Regions from separate parts of the Homo sapiens genome. Here region 2 is linked to region 1. Evidence: chromatin loops called from intact Hi-C (ENCODE). Cell type or tissue: sigmoid colon. All regions are shown on one strand. Links, peaks and the distances in the headings refer to the core of each region. The heading gives the core; the rest is flanking DNA.

The links. Peaks named below come from ENCODE experiments on the same cell type or tissue, not always from the same donor. Only the 100,000 strongest peaks of a DNase experiment are listed, where the experiment ranks them.
Region 2: it touches region 1 in a loop (3.0-fold over the local background); 3 of 110 quality-filtered maps call a loop at or near these places.

What each region holds. Positions count from the first base shown.
Region 1 is chr15:80,856,455-80,866,942 of GRCh38, forward strand. All of the region lies in intron 1 of CEMIP (cell migration inducing hyaluronidase 1), which reads left to right. Among named protein-coding and RNA genes, the nearest start is that of MIR549A, 20 kb to the left of the region's middle. In sigmoid colon, for the core only: no CTCF peak of the experiment used is centred there; a DNase peak (open chromatin) is centred at 5,676.
Region 2 is chr15:80,926,874-80,936,185 of GRCh38, forward strand. CEMIP (cell migration inducing hyaluronidase 1) reads left to right here. Exons shown (of 30, transcript NM_001293298.2): 20 at 2,029-2,064; 21 at 2,146-2,301; 22 at 4,986-5,166; 23 at 6,372-6,587. Among named protein-coding and RNA genes, the nearest start is that of MESD, 58 kb to the right of the region's middle. RefSeq lists an enhancer at 1,835-3,034. In sigmoid colon, for the core only: no CTCF peak of the experiment used is centred there; DNase peaks (open chromatin) are centred at 5,428 and 6,378; H3K27ac peaks cover 350 bases.

The DNA of each region.
Region 1 (10,488 bases), core at 4,340-6,839:
TAGGTTGCACTGTATTAGTGTTCACTGTGAGATTCTTTCAACTTGGCTGTGTGTTTGAAAATTTTCATAGCAAAATGTTGGGTTGGAGGGGAAAGCGATTATGTGGAATCCTGGGGTCCCCTAGTGGTGAGTTAGGGGTCCCGGAGCTCAGGATTGCAAGCTGAGATTATGCAGTCAGGAACTGTCATCCTTACATATCTCTGTCACAGCTCCCTGGCCCTGGGTAAGCACTAAAATATGCATTTTCCTGGGTCTCACTTTAGAGAGAGAATACTGAGGCCCAGGGAAGGTCTGCCAAGGTCTCCCAGGACTAGAACCTAGGACTCCCTGTTTCTGGCCTCTCCTCCCAGCTAGCTTTATCAGAACCCATTTTCTTCCACAGAACAGGGCCTTTTGTTCTATAGCCCAGGGCTGTAAATTTCACCTGCGTGCAGGGATCCAGGTAACTGATCCCATCACAATGAGCCGGTGGCACCCAGGGCAGTAAAACAGGCCTATGCGTTAGAACCCCACCTGCCAGTGGCTTCCTGTAGGTGTATTTGAAGTAGTAGGAAACCAGAGTGGTTTCTACAAATAAATAACCCAGGAAAAGACAAGCCTCTCAGATCAAAGAAGGACTCTGGCCCAAACTTGAACTAAAATCAAGCGTGCTCTTTCGACTCCACTCTGGCTGGGCAGAGGGAGGAGTAGAGAAAGTCTATCTGCTGTGCAAACATTCCCTGTCTCTGCCCTTCCTGGGTTTGTGTGAGCCTGAGAACAGGAGCCCGGGAGGAAGGCTGCACTCTCTGAACTGCTGCCAGGCCCTGCCTCATGACATTCCAGCCTGGCTTCCAGGCACAGCAGGTGCCAACAAATTGGCCTCTTGTGTGTCCGAGCCTAAGGGGCTCATTCATGGGCTGCACGCCTGTCTCAGGGCTCTCATGTAAGCCCTCTAGGGCCCCCAGCTCTTTGAGGAAATTTCATGGCATCCTCTGTGTTTCTTGGCCCTACTGGTTAATATTAATGCTTCCCAGGGGAAAGGAAGGAGAATGGAAAGAGATGCACAGAAGCCAGCAGTTCTGACTCCTTTCACGGTGGGGAAGGATGAGGGCAGAAGGTGTCTTAGAGCAGAGGAAGGACCCTTAGAAGTTGAAGTTTGCAAACTTCACCGTGCACATTAGTCACTGAGGATTGCCAGTCAGTGGCCTGGGGCAAGACCTCTGGTTTCTAACAGGCTCTTGGGTGATGCTGATGTTGCTGGTCCCTTGACCACACTCTGAGTAGCATCACCAACGGCCAAATCCCTCCCGTCATGAAGTTAATGGACAATAAGCAAACCCATTAGTGAATATATGATTATAAACTGTGTGAAGAAAATAACCAGGATGCTACAAAGGGTATTGAGGCAGGGACCTTCAGATGGGAAGAAGATGGTAGGAAAAGCATCTGTAAGAACAGGACTTTAGACTGGGACCTGAGGGTGAGTGGAGTAGGGAAAGCATTCCCGGCAGTAGGAGCAGCATGTGAAAAGTCCCTGGGGCAGAATCAAGCTTGGCATCTTCAAGGAAATGACAGAGAGGCCCATGTTGCATGGGTGGAGACTGGCATGAGATGAGGCTGGAGAAGGGTCAGGCCACACAGGGCTGGATAAAGGGCTCTGACTTCATTCTTGGTGTGATGGGAAGCCCTTGGAGGATTTTAAGCAAAAATGTGCCACGATTCATGCTGGTGGGTCTGTGGAAGATGGATTGGGATAAGGTGGGGAGTAGGCTGGTGGGTGGTTCTTGCATAGTCCTTCATGAAATAGTCGTCAACCTTAGTGGTAGTAAAGATTTTCATTCTTTCCAATGTGGGTCACATTTTCTAGGAAACTGCATGTTTTGGGGACATGATACAATTGAGGAAAATAAGTATTCTTTTCCGATAAAGTAATGTAAGGCCTCATTAATTAAATAAACGCTTTATGAGAGCAAAAAGACTTGGAAAGAATTAACCTTTGGCTGGGCTTGGTGGCTCACGCCTGTAATCCCAGCACTTTGGGAGGCCAAGGCGGATGGATCACCTGAGGTCAGGAGTTCAAGAGCAGCCTGACCAACATGGAGAAACCTGGTCTCTACTAAAAAAAAAAAAAAAAATACAAAATTAGCTGGGTGTGGTGGCACATGCCTGTAATACCAGCTACTCAGGAGGCTGAGGCAGGAGAATCCCTTGAACCTGGGAGGCAGAGGTTTCAGTGAGCCAAGGTTGCGCCATTGCACTCCAGCCTGAGCAACAAGAGCGAAACTCCATCTCAAAAAAAAAAGAAAAAAAGAACTAATCTTCATCTTTCCTTCTCCTTTTGGCTTCTTATTAGTTAGGGTTGTTTCCATAGTGAATGTCAAAAACACAATTCAAACTGGCTTAAATGAAAAAGGAACTTTGTTGGCTCATGCAATTGAAAGTCCAGGGATAGTAGTAGCTTCAGGCATAATTGGGTCTTGGTGCTCAAGTATTAGCTTTCTCCATCTCTAGGCTCCACATTCCCCTGTGCAAGCTTCACTCTTAGAGAGGCTCTCTCAATATAGAGGCAAGGGTGGCCCCAGCAACTCCAGGCTTGCCAACCACAGTGGGATGAGATCCAGCTTTCCCAGTAGTTCCAGCCAATGTCCCTTTTTTTTGACTTGGGTCAACTGAACATCCCTGCACCAATCACAGCAGCCAGGGGAATGGATCTATTCATTGGCCAGGCCGGGTCACATATCTACCTTAGGAGCAAGGCGAGTGGGTCAGCCCCCATTGAGCTACATGGACTGAGAGTAAAGGGAAAGATGGCTGCAAAGGAAGATCTAGGGGCTGAATTCGGGAGCAGGAGATGAAACTCACAAACATCCTCTGTGGGCTCCTCATTCATTTTGAATGTAGCACCTTCTCCCATCAATCATTAAGGCTGGTTCCAGTTCATCACCTTTTGTTCTAAACCTGTGTCTGGATCTTGCCTCTCCTGAAGACATCTAGTTCTGGGAGCAGGAGGCATCTTGCTGGCAATGATGCCCTATCTGTCCCATCTCTCCTGCTGCTCCCAGCAGACTATGCCTTTGCCCAGGTCAGAAGGCCTTTGCCCCACAAGGCCCTTGTTTCCAGTTTCAAGGATGCCTCTAGTTCACAGTCCACATGCCGGAAGGCAATGATGGGCCTACCCTGGGTCTAAACACAGATCTCAATCCATGGCATCTGTGCTAACTCCAGGTAGACAGTATCAGAATCGAATGGATTATAGAGCACCTAGTTATTGTGCACCAAGAACTGGAGAATTGCTTGGTTTGAAAATCCCTTGCACATTTAGTGGTCGGAAGTATTGGGATAGTGGAGGGAAAAAGCAGTTTTTCCTTTAGTTGGTGGAGAGAAGTAAACACGTTTTCCCCTTTCTGCTGTACCTCTAGAAGGGTTTTACCTGCATCAGAATCTTTCAGGGTGTCTGGCAGGGGTGCACATGCAGATTACTGAGTCCTGCCCCAGATCCACAGTCAGAACCCAAAGGGTAGGGTGGATCTGCCTGCTTGTCAAGCTCTGCAGAGTATTCTCCCTGTCTCCCACTCATACACAGGCACACACGCACACACACATACACACACAGGGACACGCATACACATTTTCTAGACCTTTCCAGCTCAGGTTGTTGGCTCCGCCTGCTTTCAAGGCCTCTGGATGAGTCTCTCCAGTGCTTCATTCCCCCTGTTCCTTCATTTAATTTGGAAAGTGGGTGCTTTAGAATTACACTTCTATCATACAAAAGTAGTTTGAACAGACAAAACAGAGCCACACATAGAACCACTCCAATAGCAGCTAACATTTTCCAGGATCTTCTGGTTTTGAGAACTTCTTTCACGTCCAGGTGTGTATGGTGTGGCACACTTAGCTAGAATCCAGCCTTCTTGGACCCTATCACATTACCTGTCTTCTCTCTGGGCACTAGAATATTAAGGACAGTTGTAAGTCGGGCCCACACAGTCTGAGATGATGTACTTGCAGTGCCTGGAGGCATCACTCCAAAAGGATTAGCTGTTAGTGTGAAAGCCATGGATGGGATGAGAATGGAACAATGCTTGCTGCGGACTTTATTTAAGCCAGCACGGCAGCACTGAAAACACCACACCCAGTGGTGGGGATTTTCAATGCCCATCTCACCTACCAGGCAATCAATGCAGCACTGAGCTGAGTGGGCATCTGCTGCAGAGAAAGGCATCGTTTCTACAGCATGCCCTGCCTCAAGCACTATGCATGTCCCTTCTCTCCCTTCCCACCCCCACCTTGCCTGCACCCCAGTTTTGGCCACCTGGGTGTTCACGTCTTATCACCCTCAACTTACCCTACCCCTTAGCTGTGCTGACCCCTCTGCCCTCTGACCTCACCACACAGCTCCAGCCCCTGCCTGCTGCACTCCCTCACACCCTTCTCTTTCTGTGTTCCCTCTGCCTGTGTGTTCCCAGGGCATCTCCTAACCCCATTGTCTCTTCCTTCCGGTGCCTGCTCCAATGCCACCTTATCAGAGAGAGCTTTCCTCTCCTCTGCTTGATTTCTCTCTGTAGCTCTTTGTGTGATCAGACATATATGGGATGCCTTTCCTTGCTTATTGGTTTCTATTCTTCCTCCTGTAACCCCTGTCTCCGACAACTGGACTGTGAGCTCTAACCTGATCCAGAGCAGGGTCTTTTCCTGAGTTGTTTCCTGCCGTGTCTCAATGCCTAGAACCATCGTGCAGTAGGCACTAATAATAAACACGGATTGATTAATTAAATTCCAGCAGAGACCTCCAGGCTGCACTCCTATTCCCCTCCCATTCCTCCTCCCTGTCCCTGGCAGTGGTACCTTTTAAAAGTACACATCGACTCACTCCTCTGGCTCCTCCTGTCCGCCAGTGCCCCCACACCCATGCTTTCAGGATAAAATCCAGACTCCTTAACTTTGCACTGAAGGTGCTTCATGAATGAACCCTGCACTACGCTCATCTTTGCTGATCCTTGGCACCTGCTGTATTCTCCAGGCATCCTCACTCTCCTTAAGCACTGATTTTCTCCTCTTTGAAACAAAGGTCTTCCTGGGACTATGAGCCTCCCTTCCCACATTGGGCCAGGAACCCCCCAGTGGGGAGAATGGGGAAAAAAGGGCCACTAAATAACCTAGATGAGGAGTGATGTGGGTCTTGACCCTGGTAGGAGGTGATGGGAAGAGGGCAGGGGGCATCTGGTAGAAATTTTTCTTGAGCCCCAGAAACAAGTAGGCACACATAGAATAACTTCAGGCCAGAAGAAACGCCAAGCCAACTGCTGATGCTAGTATTTTCAGTTAACAAATACAACTGATGAAGTGTTTATTGCTACAATCACTTACCAAGTCAGTACAGTGCACACAACCAGCTGGGAAGATGTATAGCCCAGTGAGTAGACTTGGGTAGCTCCAAGTTCTGACTCAGAGTCTCAAGAGAGGCTCATCTTACCTTTGAGGTCTTTGAACTCTGTGATCTAGCTGCTCTTGGCATCACCTGACCTTTTAGCTGCCGGCTCTGAGGAGCCAGCCCACACTGCATTTGCCCAGGGAACTGGGAATAAAAAGGCTCATGGTGGGGCAGCCTCCTGCGCTCCCCTTGGCCCTGGCAGACTTTCCCTGCCTGAACGAGAGCCAGCTGGCAGAGCCTTTTGTGGATGATGCCTGGGGAAGCCAGAGTTGGGACTCGGGTCAACTTGTCTTTGACGTCAGGTGGCAGCTCCTCTCCTGAAATACTTACTTGCATCCATGCATCCACTGATTTATAAGGAGGCTGAGGAGCCTGGGTTGGGCTGGTGGAATTTAAACTGTCTTTCCAGATGAGGCTCACTTGTTTAAAGACCATTGGTGGACTGGGAAGGCCAGACAGATGCTCAAATTCAGGAAAGGACAATGAGGCTTCCAAGAGAGGAATCCCTTCATGGAAGAAGCCATCCTGTGCCATGCAGACTCAAAGTCGGGGCTGGAGGGACAGTCGGGAGAGGTTTAAGGTGGAGAGCGACCCAGCTACCAGAGCAGCATTCATTACCAGGTCCTATGTGTGTTGAATGAACCTCTCTGTCAGCCTCCCTAATACCATGGGAGCCAGGTCACCTGGCTGTGGAACATGTAACTGAGCATGGACTCTCCCTCTCCATGCAGATAAGATGGGCCACTTTCACTGTGAGGTAGGAGGCAGCTTCCAGGGCGGGCTGGACTGGGGGGAGAATCCCTCATGTCCCATGCACGAAGATAGCAGCAGGTGGATGAGGAGCAGGGGTGGAGATGGAACTTAGCTAAACCCCCAGTGAGAGGCTGTGGCTGTGAAATCCCAGGATATTTGCAGCATGAGCTGGGACAGGATTCATGTAGGCACCCGTGGGGAGTCCCAGAAATACCTGGAGGAATCATGCAAGAGGCCTGTCCTATGGGAATAAGTGAATCTCAGAGGTGATGGGCGTCTATGGTCTGGGGACTGAGGGCAGGGAAAACTGGGAACTTGGCTTACCTTTTATCGTGGGCAGCACCCTCTCCAGAGAGCCCTGGGATTGGCGGGAGAGGCCAGGACCCTTCCTCGCTGCAGCCTCCAGTCACTCCAAACTGTAGGAGGGGCAGGCTGGCCTTGGATTTGGTGAGCCTGGGAGCACCTGTATCAGTAACAAGACTTCCCCTCTAGCTTTATGATGCTGGGAGACAAAACAAGCTTTAACAGGGAAAGTACTCTTTTTTTCCTCAATTGAGGGTAATGCTTAAATGACAAAAAAAGAGTGATGTATTTTTTAAAAAATCTGCTTATTTTAATGTCTCCAATTTCTACTTCAAAATACACCCACCTGTTTTGATAGAGGGTGTTGGACAAGGAGTTGAAAGTTGCAGAGCCGGCAAATAGCCAGATTCATTTGGCAAACACATTCAGTCAGTCCAATGTTGACTGGGCAGCCTTGGTGTGCCAAGCTACTGAACTAAGGTCTGTTGGGAAGGAAAATGTGTTCACGGAGTCCCTGCCCTCAAGGAGCCCGCAGCCCAGTGTGGAAAATGTTCAGGAACTCTAAAGACAGAATGAGATAAGTTTAAAGAAGGGTTTGATGACTATGATGTGGATGCAGAGGGAGAAGGAATTGATAGGAAATTTAGGGCCAGGGAGAACCCTCTAGGGGAGGTAGAAATTATTTTATTTTGTAATTAAAACAAATTATGCATTTCAAAAGCTTGAGCATGGCAGCTGGGAGGATGGTCTGGAAGAGAAAAAACATTGAAATCAAGGAAGCAGACATCAGAATGGGGCAAGGCCTTTGGGGGCCCGGAGGAAGTTCGTGGGACTAAGAATAGATCTGCTCCCTATGTGCTGCATTTCCATCACCCCTTCTCCTCTTTCACAGCCACTAGCCCAGCAGGTGTTGTGTTTTCATTCATGGAATCCCCCAGAAGGGTGGGAGTTTAATACTGGGATGGGTAAACAAGGCCATATTTTATCTTTTAATCCCTCTCCTCTCCAGTCCTCTCCTTTGCCTTCCTCTCCCCTCCCCTCTCTTCTCCCTTTCCCTTCCCTCTTTTGGGATCTGTGCTTTGCTTGAATGTGAGAGGCAAGCAAAGCCCCCTGGAATAAAACAATGAGCCAGGCTGCCGCGCAGAAATGACCTCTTCTCATACCCTGGCCCTCTGAGGTAGCAGGAACCTCCCTTTATCCGCCCCTGAATTCTCTGCTAGAAGGCTTACTGTTCCAGGACCCCAGGACTCTGGCTTGGTGCATCTGCCACACTTCACATAATCCAGGCAGAACTTTTGCCTAGAGCCCAGTGAGGGACTCTCATTAGGTCATATTTGGGTTTTTTCCCCAGGTCATAAACATATTGCCTGACAGGGGTGAGTTTCCTGCATAAAGCCCTCTGTGGCAAGCTTTCAAGAAAGCACCTCTTGTTTAGATGTAACTCTCATCTGAAGATGCAGTTCTACCAATTTATTCGTGAAAAAGGCTACCCTAAAAGCCCATGTAGTAAGCCAGGCTGACGGTCAGCTGCATCCGTCACTGCCCGGGAGGCAACCCTGGGTAATGGCGACACACTGACCTTTATGGAGTCTTCATCCGGGCCGGCCCGTGTACCACACACATCGCATACATCATCTCATCCCTCTAACAGACCTCTAAGACAGCTATTATTCCCCCATTTTACAACTGAGCGGACAGAGGCTTAGATTGTTGAGTAATTGGCCAACTACACATACCGCCCTTAAGTGGCAGGTCTGAGACTTAAATTTGGATCTAGCTTGTGATAAAGCCTGATACATTTTCAAATATTTAGGAGGTTGACACTTAACTGATGGCTGACAAGTGTCTGTTTGAGATTTAGTTAATACTCTGTAACTAACAGTTCTCAAACGTAAGCGCTTATCAGAATCACCTGGAGGATTTGTTACGACAGCTTTCTGGGCCCCACCCTCAGATTTTTCTGAGTCACTTGGTCAGTAGGTCTGGAGTGGGACTGAGAACCTGTGTTTCTAACAGGTAGTGTGATGCTGCTGTTCAGGGAATACCACCGTGAGAACTGTCACTCTGAACTGAATTGTAGCTCTAGTGTGGACCTTCTACACCACTCTGAGTCCTGAGGCTCAGAGCTGTTCCATAGAAGTCTCTACAATGATAAATGTGTCCTCAACCTGTGATGTCCAATGTAGTAGCCCCTAACCATATACAAGCTGTGGAGGACTTGAAATGTACCTAGTGCAACTGAGGAACTAAATTTTTTATTTTTTTATTTTTATTTTTTTGAGACAGAGTCTCGCTCTGTCACCCAGACTGGAGTGCAGTGGTGCAATCTTGGCTCACTATAACCTTTGCCTCCCGGGTTCAAGCGATTTTCCTGCCTCAGCCTCCTGGGTAGCTGGGTCTACGGGCTCGCGCCACCACGCCCGGCTAATGTTTGTATTTTTAGTAGAGACGGAGTTTCACCATGCTGGCCAGGATGGTCTCTATCTCTTGACCTCGTGACCCACCAGCCTCGGCCTCCCAAAGTGCTGGGATTATAGGCGTGAGCCACCGCGCCCGGCCAAGGAACTAAATTTTTAATTTTATCTAATTATAATTGAATTTAAATTTACATAGCCACATGTGATTCATGGCTACTGTACTGGACAGCATGCAGCCATGTCCAGCCCTTTGAACGTGAGGACTTTTTTGCTTATCTGTGATGGTGGATATCATGAAAATTATGCACAGCCCTTTTTTTTTTTTTTTTTTATAGCTCATCAGCTACTGTTAGTGTATTTTATGTGTGGCCCAAGACAATTCTTCTTCTTCCAGTATGGCCCAGGGAAACCAAAAGTTTGGACACCCTGCCAGATTTATCATTGTGGCTAAATTATTTACTCTTACGTTAAATCTCAAGTGAGTAATTACAGGCTGACTTTTCATTAGGACATATCTGGTTTGCTGGGAGGGTCATGTGCATTATTTAGATTTCAGTGCCTGTTGCACAGGGGTATGGGACTGGGGGATCCTTAAGGGTGGAGATCTTACTTTCCTTTTCCCCCAGCACCAGCGCAGTGGCCGCCCACGGGCTAACGATGTGAGCTGAATGAATAGGAGGATGTGAAATAGTTTCAGAGCTACCTTTCTCCCAGCTGCAATTGGCAAAGGCTTTGGAACCATCCCTCCCCTACAGCTGATTGGTGGGGTGAGGAGGGATTTGGACTTGATGGCACAGCAGGATCAAATGGGATTCACTCTGCCATGCTTGGGGATAGGGCGAGTCCGTGAGGGTGAATTTCTGTTATCACAGGGAACTGTAGCATCTCTCCTCTTTGGCTCTGTAGGTGGTTCCCCATTGGAAATTTCCCGTATCAATGTTTTTTAGGAAAAAGATAATTTAAGACTCTTGGCTGGGCACGTTGGCTCAAGCCTGTAATCCCAGCACTTTGGGAGGTCGAGGCAGGTGGATCACTTGAAGTCAGGAGTTCAAGACCAGCCTGACCAACATGGTGAAACCCCATCTCTACTGAAAATACAAAAAAATTAGCCAGGCGTGGTGGTGGGCGCCTGTAATCCCAGCTACTGGGGAGGCTGAGGCAGAGAATTGCTTGAACTCGGGAGGCAGAGGTTGCAGTGAGCTGAGATGGCGCCACTGCCCTCCAGCCTAGGTGACAGAGTGAGACTCTGTCTTAAAAATAAATAAATAAATAAATAAATAAATAAATAAATAAATAAAATAAGCCAGGTGTGGTGGCACATGCCTGTAATCCCAGCTACTTGGGAGGCTGAGGCAGGAGAATGGCATGAACCCGGGAGGCAGAGATTGCAGTGAGCTGAGATCACACCACTGCACTCCAGCCTGGGCAACAAGAACAAAACTCTGTCTTAAAAAAAAAAAAAAGACTCTATGGATACATAAAAGGTACCCAAGGCATGTGTTTACTATCCAAATAATGATTTGAAGCGTTGCCTCAATAGAAACAGAAGAAGGAATACATGGGCCTAGTCCTCCCCTCTCTCGCCTTTCCTCCCAAGCAAGCAGA
Region 2 (9,312 bases), core at 4,872-7,371, 71 kb after region 1:
AGGCTGGAGTGCAGTGGTGCAAACTCAGCACACTGCAACCTCTGCTTCCTGGGTTCAAGCAATTCTCCTGCCTCAGCCTCCCGAGTAGCTGGGATTACAAGCGTGCACCACCACGCCAGGCTAATTTTTGTATTTTCAGTAGAGACGGGGTTTCACCACATTGGCCAGGCTGGTCGCAAGCTCCTGACCTTGTGATTCGCCCGCCTTGGCCTCCCAAAGTGCTGGGATTACAGGCGTGAGCCACTGTGCCCAGCCGCAGGGCCTTCATTTTGCACAGGAGAAAAGAAGTCATTCATTTTAAGAAGAAGGGAAGGGAGAAAAGGGAGCTGATTCTGGGTTTCTGAAGGGCATTTAGGGGAAGGGGGCAGGGTTGTTCTGATTGGCTCTAGAAGGCAGAAGTGATAGGCATGAAGCAGGTTTCAGCTCTGGAGAAGGAAGAACCTTCCTACCATATGAGACACCAATCTATGGGATAAGCTGCCAGGCTCCTCATCCCTAGAGCAGACCCTAGAGCATCCTTGGGAGGGGCACTACACAGAAGGTGGGTGGAAGCCCTGGGTTGAAGAGAAACTAGATGGTGTCAATGCCGAAATTCTTTGCAATATCCTAAGTTCGGTAAATCTCTTGGTTCTGGTTATTGGGCATTTCAGAGTTTAGGTCCCTTAAGAGATGGTAAATGCCAGATTTAGGGCAGCAAGAAAAATTGCGAAGACCCCTCCTGCCAAAGTGTGTGTGTCTTTTAATCCCCCACCAGACTCATTCCAAGGTAGCCTAGGATCTGCCTGGCACCAAGGCTGTGGTCCTACGTGTGGACAAGGTTGGTGCAATCGGGGCTGACAGAAGACAGGGATCCCTTCAAGGATTGGAAGAATGAGGGGACCAGGAGCCTAGCACTGGGGGACAGAAGCAATGAGGAAAAGCCATGGAGGGGCCTGGGAGATAAGACTCAGGAAGTTTGGGAAAATAAATGGATAAGACAGTGCCCTAATGATGGGACTGGAATGACTGATTTGAACTAAATGGGCTTCGGAAAAAGAAAAAGGTCCATGTGTCTGAAAGAGGGTGAGCAGAATATGAAAAAGTACATTGGGAATTAGAGAGCATGCCTGCCACCAGGACCAGCCTGGTGCAGCTGATGTGGATTCACCAGGCCCTTGAGCTTGGATCTATGAAGGATATAAAGCCACGGAAGTTTTAGGGACCAGAGAGGCTGGTGAGAATGGCACTTTGAGATGAGCCTGGCAGGGTGGACAGGACAGATGGAAGGAGCAGAGGCATAGAGACCAGTTAAATCTACCCCTGGGACACAGGAAGTGAAGGCGGCCACTGTATTTGGCCCTAGGGTCTGTGGTAGCACAGACCCAAGGCTCAGCTCTGGATTCTGTGTAATCCCTTGTCCCTCGCAATCAGACGCCCCCCAGAAGCATGCTCATCTGACCCCTAAAAAGGGCAGAGGTGAAAGGGAGCTGACGAGATGGCCCCAGAGCAATTGCAAAATGACTTCCTGCCCTTCTCAGGGTCAGCATCTGCCTGGCTTCCTGGAAACTTGAAAAGTAGCTATTGATGCCTCTCTCTATGGCTGAAACAGCAGTGAAGATGGTAAAAGAAAAAAAAAATAGAAGTGCATTCACATACTCCACCTTTCCCTGGTGCTGGTCCTGAGAGCGGAAGGCCCTTCAAGTTCTCCTGATCCAACCTCACACTAAGCCCTGGAATCACAGAGGATGGGGCTGGAGAGGGAGGCATATGGACCCCAGTCTGCATGCTGTCAATGCCGTTGAATGTGGAGAGCCACAGGGGTCACTGCTTTCTCTCTAGAGTCAGAGTGGGAGGGGACCCAGAAAATCCCCTTCCTGTGCAGAACAGGAGAGCCACAACTCCCTGAGCACGACTCTGCTTATGTAGAGACTCCTTCCTCTGCACGGTATTCAGTTTGACTCCAAGGGCAGGGAAGTGTCCTTCTCTCCACGACTCCACTGAATGTGAAGCCAGGGCATGCTCTGACTATCTATCTGCTCTTGCCCACAGGTTTGCTGACAATGGCATTGGCCTGACCCTGGCCAGGTAAGGGCAACTGTCATTGTACTTGGTCCTCTGTGGGATCTTGTCTCTGGGCATCTCACCTTAAACATCTTCTCTCTACAGTGGTGGAACCTTCCCGTATGACGACGGCTCCAAGCAAGAGATAAAGAACAGCTTGTTTGTTGGCGAGAGTGGCAACGTGGGGACGGAAATGATGGACAATAGGATCTGGGGCCCTGGCGGCTTGGACCATAGCGGAAGGACCCTCCCTATAGGCCAGTAGGTTTGCAACCATGTAGCTCCTTATTCTGAGTGGCTTAACCTAAGTGGCTGTGATGGAAGGGAAAAAGTTAATGGGTAGTTTCTACCTGTTGACTATGAATTCTTCTACCAGCCAGAGGAATCACTGAGGTGACTGAGACTAACAATTAAGGGATGAAATCTGGAATGGGGAGAGAGAAGTCAAAAAGTGGTGTTGAATATGAGTCAACAGGGTGACGTGGCCATCAAAATGCGTAATGCATTCCTGGGCTATGTTAATGGGAATTTAGTGTGTCTGGGATCAGGGACTGTGAGTCCTTTTCTCTGACAGCACTCTCACTTGGAGTGTAGCATCCACTCCTGAGGATGGCAGAGCAATAGAGTCAGGCCGAAGCACACTTAAAGGAGAATAACCAGGAGGGTGACAAAAGCCGAAGCTATGTCACATGCAGGTTGGGGTCTTCAACCAGAAGACAGGATCATCACTTTGGGGACAACATGGGGGATATTGTTACATGTTCTCAGAGCTGCTGTGCACATAGGGGATGAGACTCATTCTACACGGGCACCGTGGGTTAGGGTTGGTTTAGTGCAAGAAGGATGGATCTTTTTAATGTCAGATATGCTCAACAACAGAATAGCAGGACTGTCCTGAGGAGTCCTGGTTTCTGCGGCTGGGGGAGTTCAAATGAAGGTCAGACGATAAGCAGGTGGGTGGAGAATGAATGGGTGACTTGGAAGGGTGATGAGCAAACAGGGATAATGGACTCAGTCAATTCCTTGGAAAACCACAGGCTGGGTCAGTGGTGAGGAAATCTCCTTTCTTCTGCTGGTGTTTCTGCTCAGGTGTGAATTCAAGCCAGAGAGCAAGGCTCTGAGCCTGTGAGCAGCATGGTAGTCCCTGTGCTCCTGGTGATAAGATCAGCCCTTCTTGTCTGTCTGAGCTTTCTACTCTTTCTCTAGGAAGATATAATTTCTACTACTAGAGTCAGGACACAAAATACACATTGACCTAAAACTTCCAACCCAAGTGGACATGGAAAAGACTTTGCAAAGGCAAAATCATGGTCTCCTTCAGCATGAGCTGTGAGAAGCCCTTCCTTTTGTCTAACCTGAGTAATGGAGCAGTCCCTTTCAGCATGTGTATGAGTGACCCTGAATCCGCACGTTCAAGGTTTCTTTGCCAAGGGTTACCAGCCTCCCGGGGCCAGAATGCTCTGATGACTTCCAAAGGTGATCCTGTTTATGGAAACCTGTCAGACTGAGGCAGGTTCCTCAAATTGCATCTGCAAGTAGGAACCTAAGAGCCTGCAGTCCTAATCATGGTTGATCCATCTTGTATAGAGCTGGGTCAGGGTCTGAAGTGCAAAACCTAAGTATAGAGCTAGTAAAAATGGACTGTCCCTAAAATATGTGAAATGAAAAAATGCATGGAGCCACCCCTTGAGAATCAGGATTCTAGATCATGATGTTAATCAATTATAAACGTAAAAATATAGAAATGCAAGGAGTCTTTGGTGCCCACTGAAGGCATGTTACCGTGACTGCTGTGCCTAGGGTCTTCCTCAAGGAACCATATTGGAATGGAAGGGAGCCCAGGGTTGAAGATCAGGGACAACTGGAGTATGGTCTCTCCCTGTGGGCAGATATTTTTTCTGCTTCTTTTTCCATCTTTCTATTTTTTCTTCTTTATATTTGCTGTGGAAGACAATGTGCTTGACCCAGATACAGAGACACCAGCATAAGCATACATGTTGGGTTTGGAGAAGGAGCAAGCCTAGACTGGGGCCAGGCCCAAGAAGGACCACCAGGAAGCCCAGCCAGCCTCGCAGACCCTTGCTTCCTGTGCTCTGCTCAGGAGTCTGAGGCAATGGGAGAAGTGTGTCTGAGCAACCTACTCCATGCTAAGCCAAGGCAAAATCTTCAAGTCACCAGTTCTTGTCCAGTCTCTCCTACCTCCACGTCCAAGCCTGTTGCCGCTTCCCACCTCCTTCTGGGTCTCAGGGCCTTCTTGGGGTTCTCTGTCAGCCTACAGTCTTGCTTTTCAGTGGGGCCTCCCTTTCTTCTAGGGGTGCTGAAAATGTTGCCTTACAATTATTTTTATCATGTTTATCACCTTCCATTCTGTGTCCTTTTCCCCTCTGTTTCCCAAACCCAGCACACTGCCAATGTGAAAGGCTTACTCCCAGAGGAGAAACTCATGTGGGTCTTAATCTGATTTAATTGTTATAGCAACTAAAACTAAGGCGATAATGACTAACAGCTCTATCTTCCCAAGAAACATAATATTGGCACGCTCCAGTGGTATTTACAGTATTTACCCAATGACTCTTTATGTAATGGAAAAATTGGGGAAAATGTTGAAATACAGGACCATTCTCCAAACTCCAAACTAGCAACTAGATGGATATTCAACTCATCCATCCATTCATCCATCCATCCATTCACCCGGCAGTCATTCATTGACACTTAGTGTGTCTATACATGCTTTAAATTAATTAATGAATTAATAATTAATTAATAATGATCTGGGGCAGGGGGAGTTTCTAGAGGTGGGGATCAGGAATGGTTTTACCCAGGAAGTCTCTGCTACCATCCACCTCAGAAGGGGCAAACATGGCGTTTAGACTGACGTCTTACTTCCTTAACTCCATAGGAATGGAAAACATTTAGACTGACATCTTACTTCCTTAACTCCGTAGGAATTTTCCAATTAGAGGAATTCAGTTATATGATGGCCCCATCAACATCCAAAACTGCACTTTCCGAAAGTTTGTGGCCCTGGAGGGCCGGCACACCAGCGCCCTGGCCTTCCGCCTGAATAATGCCTGGCAGAGCTGCCCCCATAACAACGTGACCGGCATTGCCTTTGAGGACGTTCCGGTGAGTGAGGCGCCAGGGCAGACTCCCGGCAAACCCAGACTTTGGATGGTGATTCACAAGTCCCCTGGGTCCCAGAGTTTGAGCTATTGCCACCACCGCAGGGGTTGAGAAGCCTCCTCCAACTAGGCTGGGCCATGTCCCAGTTTGCTCTTCATCCAAACTGGAAAAGTACAAGCGTAGGTTGCCCCACAGGTCAGGTCTGGGTAAATGCCCGCTTGCTCTCTCCCTGCTCAAAACTCAGGCGAGCCTCTGGAGGAACCCGACGTGTGGACTGAGGTTCCTAGGCTGTTCCTCCAAGGGACTTGACTTTGACAAACTGAGTCTTCTGACCAGGCCACCTGAGTTGGCACAAAGAATCTAACAAGCCCCACAGTTTCCAAGGGAAGTCTTAGCTGATGATGTTCTGTTTAATCTCTCCCCGAGAGCAGACTATAAACAGAGGCCTCCTTGCCCTAGACAGAGAAGGCAGAAGAGGGGCGGAGGATTAGGAGATCAGGAGCAAGGGCTGCCCTGTGAGACCAGCCGGGGCCAGTCCTCCTGTGCATTTCCTTCAGGTTATGGATTCCCAGACTTTTCCCTCCTTCTCCTCCCTGCTCCTGCCTTTTGCCTGTTTGCCCAGTTCCTGGCAGGCTGAGGGAAACGATGTGAAACTGAAATGACTTAATGTCTTTACTCAGGCAACTGAGAGCCTGAAAGAGGTCAGTTATGGAAATCTGCAAGGGCTCATGCTGCAAAACTGTCTTCCTGAAACGTGCCACATGCATCTTCTCTCGCACACGGATGCCCCCGTGTATGTGTGTGTGTATGTGTAAAAGTGTGTGTACCCTTTCTCATACACACATCACCCCCACCTCCCTCTCACACACAGTCACACTCACAGTCCTCAGTCCCCCTCCTCCATCTCTGCAGTTGGTGAAGGCTGTGTGTCAGAGCAGTCTCCAAGCTCATCCACAGCAGCCAACCCTCCAGTGAGCAGAGGCCAAAAGCATGTGCTAGGTCTGGGAGTTGAGGCACAGTGAACCTTTGACTGTGACTCCGGTTGCATCGGAGGGGTCAGCCACGTGGTTTCTCTCAGTGCCCGAGAGCATCTTTGTTTTGGCTGGCTTGTAACGTCAGTGGAAATCGGAAACCTCGCCCTGGCCTGATGACGGCTGCAGTTTCCCTTCACCTTCTAGCCCTGCCTAACTTTCCTGGGCTCTGTTTAGATTACTTCCAGAGTGTTCTTCGGAGAGCCTGGGCCCTGGTTCAACCAGCTGGACATGGATGGGGATAAGACATCTGTGTTCCATGACGTCGACGGCTCCGTGTCCGAGTACCCTGGCTCCTACCTCACGAAGAATGACAACTGGCTGGTCCGGCACCCAGACTGCATCAATGTTCCCGACTGGAGAGGGGCCATTTGCAGTGGGTGCTATGCACAGGTGGGGACACCATTCTGGGGGCCGGCCACTCACTTATTCACTCATGCAACAAGCATTCAGTGAGTGTCTACTCTATGCCTGGCTCTGTTTCAGGCCAGAAAGAGATACAGAATTTTTTTTTCTTTTTCTTTCTTTCCTTTTATTTTTTCCCCTCACCCAGTAGGATTTTTACAAAGTTAAAGTCAAAACACTTGGTGAGCAAAATGCTTAGAAAAAAAGAACCCTCTGGGTCAACTGCTTCGATTCAAGTCAGGCTCCAACACTTACCATTGGACCTTGGGCAAATTACTTGGTCTCTTGGAGCCTCAGTTTCCTCACCTGTAAAATAGTTGAACTTTCCTAGCGAGATTTTGGGGGTGGCTTCAGAAAATACAAGTAAAATGTTTCATCAGCCTTATCCAATAGAAATATAATGCAAGCCACACATGTAATCTTAAATTTTCTGGTAGCCATGTTAAAAAGTAAAAAGAAACAGAATTTAATTTTAATAATACTTTAATTGTATTAAAAATACTATCATTCAAAATGAATCAGTGTAGAAAATCATTAAAAACACTTCTTGTTTTTTTTCTAAGTCTTCAAAGTCTACTGTGTATTTTACACTTATAGCCCACTCAATTTTCAACCAAGGGAAGTGTAGTCCTACTGAAACAATAACGTTGTGTTTAATGTGAATTTTTAATTTTATTTTTAATTTATTTTTGCATTTTTATTGCTATATCATAGTATATTCTCTTGGAGAATGTGTGATATTTGATATATGTATACAATGTGTAATGATCAAATCAGGGTAATGGGATAGGAAAAAATATTTACATTGCTTTTGTTTTGAAATTTAAATGAATTGAAGTTTAAAATTCAGATCCTGAGTCACAGTGGCCACATGTCCAGTGCTCAGTGGCCACATGAGGGACAGGGCAGGTCTAGATGGTGCCTAGAACAGGGCAGAACTTAAAATATTAGTTAGCTATTATTATATTATTGTTACTTCTAGTATTTTGATGAATGACTAATGAATAAATGAGTAACGGGAGAGAGGCCTGAGAAAATGAATTGTCAGGTTCACAGTGAGCCAGGTCGTCTCAGAGAATGAAGGAAACATGTATGAATAGCTGTCTTCACAACTATCCTACAAGGCAGGCATTATTATCACCACCGTGGGTGTCAGGAATTGGGGTGTTAGAAAGGAGCTAAATGGTGGTTTGGGGGTGGAGGAGTGATAGGAGAGGGAGATGGTGTTGGGCTGAAGGAAAAGGGCCATAAGGGGCAAAGAGGGCACAGGGTGCAGCTGGTGGGGGTCAGGTGCCAGAGTAGGTGGCAGGGCTAGCATTTAGCAGGAAGAAGGACCAGAGGAAGACAGGGCAGAGGGCAGGAAGCTGAGGGTGTTTCTCTCTGCAGTAGAATGTGATGTCATGTGCTGAGAATGTGGGGACTGGGCTTGAGGAAAGTAACCTCCAGAGAGCGATAAAGATTTGGAAGAGTTGCTGTAGAGAGTGGAAAATGTTGACAAGAAGCTTGTGGAAGGAGTGCCTGGCAGTGTTGAAAACCCAGTGGAGACTGGAGGCGGTGCATTTGCAGAGGCACCTCTCTCCCAGGCTGTGGGATTTTCTCAGCCCTGCTCAAGAGCCCTGGGAGAGGCGGAGCTGTGCAATGAGCCATGGGGTGGCTTCTGCTGTAGGTGTGGGCAGAGGAAGGGCCAAGATGCTAATGGGAGTGAGTGGTTGATATGATGATGTGAGGAAGATAAGAAGGGAAGTGGGGTCAGAAGGGAGCTGATGGAGGACAGTCATGTCCTGAATAATTGAAGGATGACCAAACCCTCAAGCCTGGCATCCACACTGTCAGCATTACACAGCCTCAGCTCAAGGTCTAGGTATCCCATATGGAGCCTTGATTTTCCTTCCCACACTTTCTTTCTGATATGTTGCTTATCTTCTGTGAAAAAAAAGCTCATCGTTAGAGCTTGCCAGATTATCATAACTGGCAACTGGTTATTAACGGTTATTCATAATATTTTCCCTTCACTTTACATCTTACAAAATGCTTTAATGTACGCTTTACCTTCTGATACTCAGGGCAACTTCCTAAGATGGGCAGGGTTGGTTCTCTTTCCATCTTATATGCGATAAAACTAGAGGGGAAGATAAGCACTTCCTTCCAAAAGCACAACATCATTGCACGTTGGTGTGATTGTCTCTCTTGGCCACAGTTATGGGGATATTGTCTTATGAATTTGGGATGTGCCATAAAACAGGACATGGCGTTTTTTTTGTTTTTGTTTTTGTTTTGAGATGGAGTTTCGCTCTTGTTGCCCAGGCTGGAGTGCAATGGGCAATGGCGTGATCTCGGCTCACTGCAACCCCCGCCTCCCAGGTTCAAGCGATTCTCCTGCCTCAGCCTCCCTAGTAGCTGGGATTACAAGCATGTGCCACCATGCCCAGCTAATTTTGTATTTTTAGTAGAGGCAGGGTTTCTCCATGTTGGTCAGGCTGGTCTCGAACTCCCAACCTCAGGTGATCCACCCGCCTCGGCCTCCCAAAGTGCTGGGATTACAGGCATGAGCCACCGCGCCCGGCCAACACAGTGTTTTAAACCAATGCTGGGATAAAGCATCCAGGCTCTTAGGTCCCTGGAACTCAATGGCTGACAGTCTTGCTTTCAGTTTTTCCTCTGAAATGAGGCACCATTTATTCATGCAGTGTGTTGTGGCACCACAAGGACTGGC